2 separate regions of the Homo sapiens genome follow, and region 2 is linked to region 1. A link is a contact called in ENCODE Hi-C or POLR2A ChIA-PET data. All regions are on one chromosome and are shown on one strand. Each heading gives the region's core, a stretch centred on a gene start or an enhancer-like site at or near the end of the contact. The rest is flanking DNA. Distances are from core to core; before and after follow the strand shown. Region 1 has its middle 28 kb from the start of SDC1. Region 2 has its middle 18 kb from the start of HS1BP3-IT1.

The links. Hi-C counts contacts between places; a loop is a spot of excess contacts on that map. ChIA-PET counts read pairs that join two places held with the same protein, here RNA polymerase II (POLR2A). Pooled maps may share reads with other maps.
Region 2: POLR2A ChIA-PET joins it to region 1 with 12 read pairs in activated T-cell. The contact joins two enhancer-like sites. A Hi-C loop is called at or near these places in 2 of 50 pooled maps. POLR2A ChIA-PET finds 5 or more read pairs at or near these places in 2 of 52 experiments (HepG2 and activated T-cell).

The regions. Positions count from the first base shown.
Region 1 is chr2:20,194,823-20,199,983 of GRCh38, forward strand. No RefSeq gene overlaps it. Among named protein-coding and RNA genes, the nearest start is that of SDC1, 28 kb to the right of the region's middle. RefSeq lists an enhancer at 2,068-2,641. Within about 2 kb of position 1,894, at least 12 of the 41 ENCODE cell types and tissues checked have a DNase peak (open chromatin) inside an H3K27ac peak, as active enhancers do.
Region 2 is chr2:20,607,845-20,612,974 of GRCh38, forward strand. It overlaps a transcript of HS1BP3 not described here. Among named protein-coding and RNA genes, the nearest start is that of HS1BP3-IT1, 18 kb to the left of the region's middle. RefSeq lists an enhancer at 1,321-1,820. Within about 2 kb of position 1,652, at least 12 of the 41 ENCODE cell types and tissues checked have a DNase peak (open chromatin) inside an H3K27ac peak, as active enhancers do.

The DNA of each region.
Region 1 (5,161 bases), core at 644-3,143:
CAGCAGCCAGCAGGATCATTTGGAGACCAAAGCCTGCCATGCTCCTCCCTCAAAGTCATGAGTACATGAGGAACCCACACCCATTAGCAAGAAAAAGAACAAAAACCCCTTAGGAAGAAGGGCCAGAAAACAGGACAATGCAATTCCTCTAAGCAGAAAGCAATACAAATGGCAAAAACATATGAAATGGGGCTCACGCCTGTCATCCCAACACTTTGGGAGGCCGAGGCAGGCGGATCACCTGAGGTCAGGAGTTCGAGACCAGCAAGGCCAACATGGCGAAACCCCATCTCTACTAAAACGACAAAAACTAGCTGGGCATCGTGGTGTGCACCTGTGGTCCCAGCTACTTGGGAGGCTGAGGCAAGAGTATTGTTTGAACCCAGGAGATGGAGGTTGCAGTGAGCTGAGATCTTGCCACTGCCCTCCAGGCTGGGCAACAGAGCAAGACTCTGTCTCAAAGCAAAACAAAACAAAACAAAACATCTGAAATGATTCCTAACCTTATTTGCAATTAAATTAAATAAAAGAAAATCAAAACAACCATGTGATACCATCTCTAACCCCCACTCCAGCAGAACGAAGAAAATGGAACCATTTGAAGGTGTGGTCTCTGAGACTCCCACCTGAAGTTTGGACACAGGGACAGGTGTGGCCAATGGGTGACGTTTTTGGAGGGCAATTGCAAAGAACACTCCTTTCCATCCAGAGTCCACTGCTAGAAAAGCCTCTGAGGTGTTTACTGATAATGGCTTCCTAAAATACCCACGCGAGACCTTCAGTCCTGCACTGTGTACAACAGCAGAAGCCTGGAAATAAGGTGCTCACCAATAGGGAAGAATTGGGTCAGTTACAGTCCGTCCGCACAACTGAATGCTCCGCAGTCATTATATGAATGGGGTAGAACTGTCTGCACGTACCGAAATGAAACTGGGTCAGAAAAAGGAGCTGTATGTCCCCGTGGATAGACCCACCCCTTTGGTGTAACTTTTTAAAAGCGTAGACTTATCCTCACAGGTATGTGCACGGAAAAAATTTCTGGAAACAGCAACCAAAAACCTATTAAATGAAATTGCCTTTGGCAAGAGACAGGTGAGGAGAAGGAGGATTTCACTTTTCATTTTGGACTTTTCTGTTCTGCTTGGATTTCTAATCATGCGCACATGCATATTTTAATTTTTTAAAGGTCATAAGGAAATATCTAGGTGGTGAGATTTGAGGTCAATTTAATTTTCTTTTTGTACTTTTCTATTTAAAAAAGAATCAAAATCAATGTGTTTAAATGTTTCAAAACAAATAAAAACCTCCACTGCTCTGGGGATAAAGTCCACAGTCCTGAGCATTACACCCAGGAGGGAGGTTCTTCCGGCTTCACCTCCAACTTCCTCGTGCTGAACTCCTGGCCCCAACCCCAGCCAACCCCATCAACTCTCTACAGTACAAAGCTCTGTGCCGTCTTACCTCTGGGCCTTTGCCTATGCTGTTCCATCTGCCTGGAATGCTCCTTCCCCTCTGGGTCATCCCTTCATTTCACCTTATGTTTCCTTTGGCTTGATACTAGGTGCCTGCCAAGTGCTTGGTGGTATGGGCCTGCCTGATGGCTCCCCCTGGCCTCACCTCCATACCCTCAATGCTCCTACTACGCTGCCAGCCTCCCTCACTACCTCGCAACAGCCTTGAAGGTAAGGACGGGGCCTGGGTCACTGGCAATGTCCAGGGCCTGGCACTGTGCCTGGCACATAGTAGGTTTCATAAACATTTGTTGACGGAACTGACAGATGACTGACTGAATGAATGAATAAACAGTGGCACCCCAGGCTTATCCTTAAGCAGGCCTGTCTGTGGGGTGAGGTTCCTGGCCAGGCCCCAGACGCCGGGCCTGGGCACCTGCGGAGGCAACCTGGAGGGGCAGACACAGCCGCCGGCAGCAGAGCCGCCCGCTTGACTCCAAGGTGGCTTTTATTTCCTCTTATTTGGGTGCCAAGTCCCTGAACAAATATTTTCCTGGAGTGGAAGAACGGCTTAGATCCCAGCCTTAAGTGCTGGAAACACCGGCTGGGTAGGGCAGGTTCCAGGAACCAGAGGAAGCTAGGGCCTGGCTGCAGCTGGGGGAGGGGGTCCCAAGGGCTGCCCTCCAGGCAGTGCCCACCCTCCCGCTGTCTGAAGAGGGGGCCCGCTCCGCCTTCCCCATCAGGCTCAGGGAAGCCGCCACTCGCTTGCTCTGCTCGGCACACAGCTGTGAGAGGCTTTTGCCCTGGGCCTCTCTGCCCATAAATCAGAATCCTCTGGGATTCTGAAGAAAACGTACACCATGTGGGCCTCCCTCATTTTTGCTGAAAAAGCTGCAGTGAGATTTAAAGGAACTAATTAGAATCTCAGAAGCCCTTTTATAAGCGTTTTTCTTCCCTTTAACTTTCTTATTGAGGAATAACATACGCAGAGTGCACTCGTCTAAGTGTATAGCTTGATGATTTATTTACATATATGTTCACCCTTCTAATCACCACCGACATCAAGCCAGAGAACATTTCCGCACCCCAGAAGGTTTTTTGTGTCCATGCCTAGTCAATACCACACCCTCAGCCCGAGGAACGCACTGGCTTCTATTATCATCAATTAGTTTTGCCTGTTCCTGAACTGCCTACAAATGGAATCATGCAATGTAGGCTTTGTTGTGTCTGGCTTCTTGTGCTTAATATATATGCCCATGATGTTCATCTCTGTTGTACCCGTGTCCGTAGCTTGTCCTTTTTTGTTGCTGAGTAGTATTTCACTGTGTGAATACACCACAATTCATTTATCTATTCTCACGGTGAAGGACATTTGGGCAGTTTCTGTTTGAGCTCTGATGAATAAAGCTGTTACATGCATTCTTATACACACCATTCAGCAGATATATGCTCTCATTCTGCTTGGATCATAGGGTAGGTATATGTTTAGTGTTAGTAAGTATTTCCAAGTGAGTTTCCAAAGAGCTCCTATCAATTCTCACTCCCTCCGACAACCTAGGGACATCTCCCCACAACACGACGTTGCCCATCCCTAAAAGCAGCCTTTCTGGTGGTGGGAGGTGGGTGTGGTGGTGACTTGCACTGTTAAACATCTTCTAAATGTTGCTTGACTTTCAGAGCAGGGTAGCAGTACCAGCCAGCCTCAATGAGCACCCCAAAAGCAGAGCCCCCCTACTCGCAGTGAGCCCCTGAATGCCATGCCTCCTGCCAGGCTGCACAAGGAAACATCTGCCCTCCAGGAGCACCCAGGGTGGCAGGAAGCCAGAAAGATACCTGCTGTCATGTGGCAGGAGGTGCCCGAGAGGCATGACCTGAAGTTATGAGAACACAAAGGACTCAAGTGCCTCCCCCAGGCTTGAAGGAGAGCAGGTGTGGGGCGGACCTGCTGAGGACCTGCACTGGGGCAAATCCATCCTTGCACATGTGCACGCCACGAGTGGGCGCGGCTCATGTACTGGGGAGGCGCAGCGGTGTTGGGAGAGGGAGGAAGGGAGAAAGCCAGGGGAGGGCTGGTCCCATGGCCAGGCAGAGTCTGCAGAATGGGGGCCTCCAGCTCCAACAGCTTTAGGGCCTGTGGGCCCAAAGCAGTTTCTAAGCCCCTCTAGGCTCCTCACTCATTCAGCTCCAGGTGCCAGGGGCTCACCACCTCCTGAGGCAGCCCAGCCTCCTTTCTCTTCTGCCAAGCTGGAGAGAAGGGGCAGGGGAAGAGGGTAATTGGAGTGAGGGAGAGGGCGCCTCAGCGGAGGGAGCGTGGTCCTGGTCCCGGGGCTCCTCTGCACAGTCGGTACCTGCAGACCCATTTAAAAAACCCTTTCTCCCAGATGCTGTGGGGGGCCCGTGCACCAGCAGTGCCTTACCTGGGAGGGAGCCTGAGATGGCCCACCTCAAGGCCCAGCTCTGGGACTACTGTCCCTTCCACCCTAGATGGCCCACTCAGAGCACAGCCTCATCCCCAGGCTCCCCTGTAGGAGAGCAAGGTGAGGCAGGGGCACGCCGCCCAGGTGCAGCCAGTTTTGCCTCTTACCAGCCCCTCCTCCCCACCCATCCTACAAAGTCATCAATCCTCACCTCTGCTCCATGGCCAGGCCTCAGGCCCCCAGCCCTCTGCACCTTCATCTTTCCTGCAGCCCCTCAGAGGCACCCTCTCCCTTGTGGGCAGCCCTGCCGCTCCGCATTCCAGCCCCTCCCTCCTGCACCTGCCGGCACTTCACATCCTCTACTGACATCCCTTCCCCGTGTGAGAGACTGACTTGAATTTGTCCTTCCAGACCCAGTTCAGCCACCCTCTGGCACCTCCATGACCCAGACGCTGGGCAGGTTAGGTGCCCTGTTGCCCCACAGCCCACACAGTTCTCTGTCATTGATACCACTCTGTCATTTGTCTGCTCCCTCTGGCCACAACCTCCCTGAGAGCAGAGAGCAGAATAGAAGGCAGGGTCTTTATTCTGGCTATGAAAACATATCCCAAGCAAAACCCCTGAGGCAAGCGAGGCAAAAAAATGCTATTTAAAACAGAAGCTGGCTGCACATTGAGAGTGCAGCACGATCTGAGAGAAGATGGCTCGTGCGTTTAGAAAATAACTTGGGAGAGGTCTTAGTAGAAGATCCAGTGAGTCGCCCATGCAATGTACACACACACTCTCCCCCACACCCAGGCCAGACTGTGGGCATGATGTAAAGGGAACGGAAAAAGGAAATAGTGCCCACTGCTCCCCTCCCAGGCAGGGCAAGTGGGAAAGTGGAGAGATGGGGATTAGGCTTTGCGACACAGGACAGCAGGCTGAGGCCCAAGGGGAGGTGGGCAGTCACTGCTTGAGGAAGGGGTGCCCAAGGATGACATTTAAACACCTCCACCTTTTTTACTGTTAGTCTCAAACATGCGGCAGTCTGTTTGATGGCACAGCCCTGCCCTGGGGGTGCCCTGGGGTGGGGGACTCAGAATGGAAGCACAGAGTTGCGAGAGGGCATTAAGAACAAGCAGGGCCAAGAGGTGGGACGGGGTGCAGTTTGATTTGGATATATGGGGACAGGCAGCCCAGGGAGCTGGGGTCTTGGAACCTTGCAGGTCCCATGTGGAGGGTTATTAATATGTTATTAATAAAAGTATTACTATCTGATGGCCAATTCTACAAGTGGGCCCTCCCTGTCCA
Region 2 (5,130 bases), core at 402-2,901, 410 kb after region 1:
ACTGTCATTTTAACAATATCAAGTCTTCTAATCAATGAACATGGAATGTCTTTTTATTTTCTTAAATTTTATTTAATTTCTTTCAGCGGTGTTACATAGTTTTCAATGTTCAAGTCTTCCCCTCCCTTTGTTAAATTCATTTCTAGTTATTTTATTGTGTTTGGTGCTATTGTAAATTGAATCGTTTTCTTGATTTTCCTTTTGTAGTGTGTATAGAAATATAACTAATTTTGTGTTAATATTGTATCCTTCAACTTTGTCAAATTCATATATTAGCTATAATAGTTTTTTTGTAGATTCTTTAGTATCAGCTACATGTAAGATCATGTCATCTGCAAATAAATGTGGTTCTCCTGCTTATTTTACTATCTAGATGTCTTTTTTTTTTCTTGCCTAGTTTCTCTGGCTAGAACTTCCAGTACAATATTGCATAGAAGTAGCAGAAACAGGCCGGGTGTGGTGGCTCATGCCTGTAATCCCAGCACTTTGGGAGGCCGATGCGGGAGGATCACCTGAGGTTGGGAGTTCGAGACCAGCCTGACCAACATGGTGAAACCCCGTCTCTACTAAAAATACAAAATTAGCTGGCTGTGGTGGTGCATGCCTGTAATCCCAGCTACTTGGGAGACTGAAGCAGGAGAATCTCTTGAACCCGGGAGGTGGAGTTTGCAGTGAGCCATGATTGCACCATTGCACCCCAGCCCGGGCAACAAGAGCGAAACTCCGTCTCAAAAAAAAAAAAAAAAAAAAAAGAAGTAGCAGAAACGGGCATCCTGTCTTGTTCCTGATCTTCGGGCAAAGATTTCTGTCTTTCACCAAGTGTTTTCTTGACTCTCATTGGCTCATCCTCTACTTTCTCCAGGGTGTCCGGCTGTCACCCTTGCTCACTCTGCTGCCCCAAGGAAACCAGTTCTCCAGCCTTTGCCACACTCACATCCTCTAGTCCCCACCTCTGCCCTCCACTTTCTGATTCAGTGCTCTATCTTTCAAACCAAGAGTTTTTTGCGGAGTTCCTATGCCTCACTCCTGTGGCTCCAACTAGTCATGCATCTCTCCTCCCTGGCCCTCTCCCACAGCTCTGAGCATGAAGAGGCCTGAGGCACACTTCATAAATGCTGAGGTCCTGAAAAGCCTAAGAGGTCAGGCTTGCTGAGAAGAGCTATGTCTGAGCCCGCCTGGCTACAGGGAAAACAAACCCCAAAACCTTGTTGGCCTGATTGGCAGGAGCCCAGAGAGAACTGATGCCCATCCAAGAAACACAGGTGTTCAAGGGCCCCTGCTCTGTGGCTCTCCACCCATGGGTAGCTGCAGGATGAGCACCGTCCTTGGGGGCAGAGGCCGCCAGGCGCTGCATCAGGATCCTGGCCTGCTGCTCTAATAGTGCCTGTGAGAAGTCAGGTTCTCAGGGCTCTAGTCCTCGCTCTCTGCCACATGAGAACCCACAGCAGCCTTCCTGCATCCCAGCAAAGGACCATGCACTCCCCAAGCCAAAGGGGTCCTGGTGGAGACCTTCAGTAAGATTGCCACTTCAAAGCCGTTCCAGGGGCCCGGGGGGACCTCTGAGCTCTCCTCCAGGAAAAGGCCTGTTCTCGTGAGGCCTGTTGTAGCTCAGCTCTTGGAGCCTTCTCTAGGGAGCACATTGAACAGTTTTCCGAATACTGAGGCTCCTCTTGGCTTCATTCCAGGAGTGGGGGAGAGGAGGGAAGGCTGGGCTGAGCCGCTCTGTGGATTTGCTCAGCTGTGTGTCATCCCATACTGTGCCAGTAGGCCCTGAGCCACCATGCAGTTAATTCTCCCCATTCACCTGTCCAGGACAACACAGGGTAACTAGAGGAAGAAAAAGAAAAGCTGGAAATCGTACAGAGGAGGAGAGAGATGCTGTCAAGGAACAAAGGCCAGTTGGTGCCAGGACTTCCAGGCCAATTGAGGATTCTGACCCCTCATTGCTCCAGAGGACTCTGGAGGTGTCCTTTCCCTCAGAGGGTGCCCCCAGCCCCTTGACTCAGTTTTTCCCATTTACTGGACTGGAAACCCCTCCCACCATCAGTGAAACGTTTGCTAAGCCTCACTTGGAGCCCAGGTACCCTGGGGACTGTGGGGGCTATCACCAAAGGTGGGGCATGGTCTGGGGATACCAGGTATCTTGGGGCAGCAGGCATCTTCTACTTCATGAGCTTCCTCCCTGTGGTTCCTTTTTTATTTTTAAGTAGATTTTTTTTAAAGAGCAGTTTTAGGTTCACAGCACAATTGAACAGAGAGTACAAAGTCCCCACATGCCTCCTGCCCCCACACATGCACAGCCTCGCCCACCAGCAACAGCCTGCACCAGAGTGGGACATTTACCAGTGAACCTACATGGACACATGGACGCCTCCTTATCACCCAGAGCCATAGCATACATTAGGGTTCACTCTTGGTGCGGTGCATTCTGTAGGTTTAAACTAATGAATAATGCCACGGATCCACCATGAGAGTATCATACAGATAAGTTTTTGCCCTAAAAATCCTCTGTGCTCCTCCTATTCATCCCTCTCTTCCCCTTGAACCCCAGAAACCACTGATCTTTTTATGGTCTCTGTGGTTTTGCTTTTTCCAGGTCAGATAGCTGGAATCATACAACATATATATCCTTTTCAGATTGCCTTCTTTCACTTAGTAATAGGCATTTAAGTTTCCTCCATATCTTTTCATGGCTCGATAGCACATTTCTTTTTAGCACTGAATTAAATGCTCAGTGGAATCATCACCTGGATATACTGCAGTCTGTTTACTCATTCACCTACCAAAGGACATCTTGGTTGCTCCCAAGTCTTGGTAATTGTGAATCAAGCTGCTATAAGCATCCATGTACAGATTTTTGTGAGGACATAAGTTTTAACTCCTTTGGGTAAATACCAAGGAGCACAAATGCTGGAGAGTATGGTAAGAGTATGTTCAGTTTTGTACTGTGGTTTCCACAGGTATATTGAGATATAATTCGCGTATAATCAAATGTTCCCATTTTAAGTGCACAGTTTGATGAGTTTTGGTGAACGTTTATAGTCATGCTCACAGCGTAGCACACTTCCATCACTCCCAAAAGCTGCCTCATGGCCCCTTGCAGCCAACCACTCCTGTCCTGCCCATCCCCAGCCCCTGGCAACCATGGGTCTGCTTTCTGTCACTACAATTTTGCCTTTTCTAGGGTTTCATATATGTGGGATCATACAAGATATAGTTTTGGGGTCTGGCTTCTTTCACTTAGCATGTTTGTGATATCCATTGTGGTATGTCTGTTAGAGGGTTTTTCCTTTTTGACGCTGCACAGCATTCCGCTGCATCCATGTGCCACTGTTTGCTTGTTCATTGACCGTTTGTTTGATGGATATTTGGGTTGTTTCCTTTGGGGGAGGAACCCTTATGAATAATGTTGCTGTGAACATTCGTGTCTAAGTCTTTGTGTGTGTGGCTTCTTTTCGAAGGAAGGGGGAACGCTGGCTCACTCCCTCCCAAAGTGATTGAGGGTTGATAAGGAAGCTGGGAAATCCCAAGGGGTAAAGAGAAAGGGATACAGGCCAGCCTGACCATGGGCCGCTGGGACTGCCAGAAACCTCTCTCCACTTGACCACATCGTGCGCAAAGTTCAGGGACCAGGAGAGGGAAACCGATGTGTTTACTTCCTGTCTCCATGGTGCTGGGAGAGCTGTTGTTGCTCTGAGTGTGGGGTGAGCTGGAATGTACTCCCCGCTGCCGCAGTCCTGTTGACATTATTCCTTGTCAGAATGGCTCATTTCCAGTTCGTTCCATCTACCCTCCCTTTGGTAGACCTCCATGACCCACCTGGATCCAGTCCCCAGTCACATACCAGGGCCCCCTGGACACAGGGTCCCTCAATCCCAGGGCCCCTTTCTGGGTCTCCAGTGGTTTTGTATGTGCCCATTCCCATGCCCCCCACCCCACGGTGAGGCAGCAGAAGCAGGCCATCACCCTGCTCAGCAGCGTGGGGTTCAGAGAAGCTGAGAGATGGCAGAGGGTGGCACAGCCTCCTCCCGCACCTACAACCACCCTCCATGGAGAGCAAGCCATCAGCACCCCTTTCCACGAAGATGTCTGGTGTTCACTCTCAGATGAAGAGAGGGAGTACTCAAACTCTAGGATTCCTCATAGCCCAATAGACAGCAGCTTAACAGAATTTCAACAGAATGTTAATTACACACATATAATGAATACTATGCATCAGGTATTGTTCAAATAACTTTACAAATATTAACTCATTTAGCCTTATACTACCCTAATGAGGCAGGTAAAATTATTACCCCCATTTTATAGAGGAGGAAATTGGGGCACAGAGAGGTTAAGTAACTGGCCCAGGGTCACACAGCCAGGAAGCCCAAAAGCCAGGAGTTGGCTCACATTTTTAATCTCTGCACTCTGCTGCCTATGGATTTGTTGGTTTCCTTCTTTTTCCAATCATTAAATTATCCTAACAGTTTTATTGAGATATAATTTATATACCGTAAACATCACCCATTTTAAGTGTACAATTGAACAATTTTAGTAAACTTATCAAATTGTGCAACCATCACAACAAGCCAACTTTAGAGCATTTCTATCACCCTGGGAAAGATTCTTTGTGCCCTTTTGCAGTCACTGTTAGTTCCAACCTCTGCTTGAAGCAACCATTAATCTTTCTGTCTCTGTAGATTTGTCCTGGAAATTTCCTATACATAGAATCATACAATACGTGGTCTTTTGAGTCTAGCTTCTGTCACTTAACATGATGTATTTGAGGTAGATCCATATTGCAGCATGTATCACTCCATTCGTTTTTGTGATCTAATAATATTCCATTATATGGATTTACTGCATTTAGTTTATCCATTCACCAGCCGAGAGGCTTTTCCATTGTTTCCACTTTTTGGCTGTGATAAATAAAGCTGCTATGAACATCTGTGTACAAGCCTTTGACTGGACATATATTTCTCTTTCTCTTTAGGTATATGCCTAGGAGTGGAATTGCTGATTTGTGTGGTACATTTATGTTTACTTGTTGTAAAAACTGCTAAATCTATTTCCCAAAGTGCTGCACCATTTTCCATTCCACAGCCATGGATTTTATAGACTGTGAGGTCCCGATGCAAATCCTAGGGC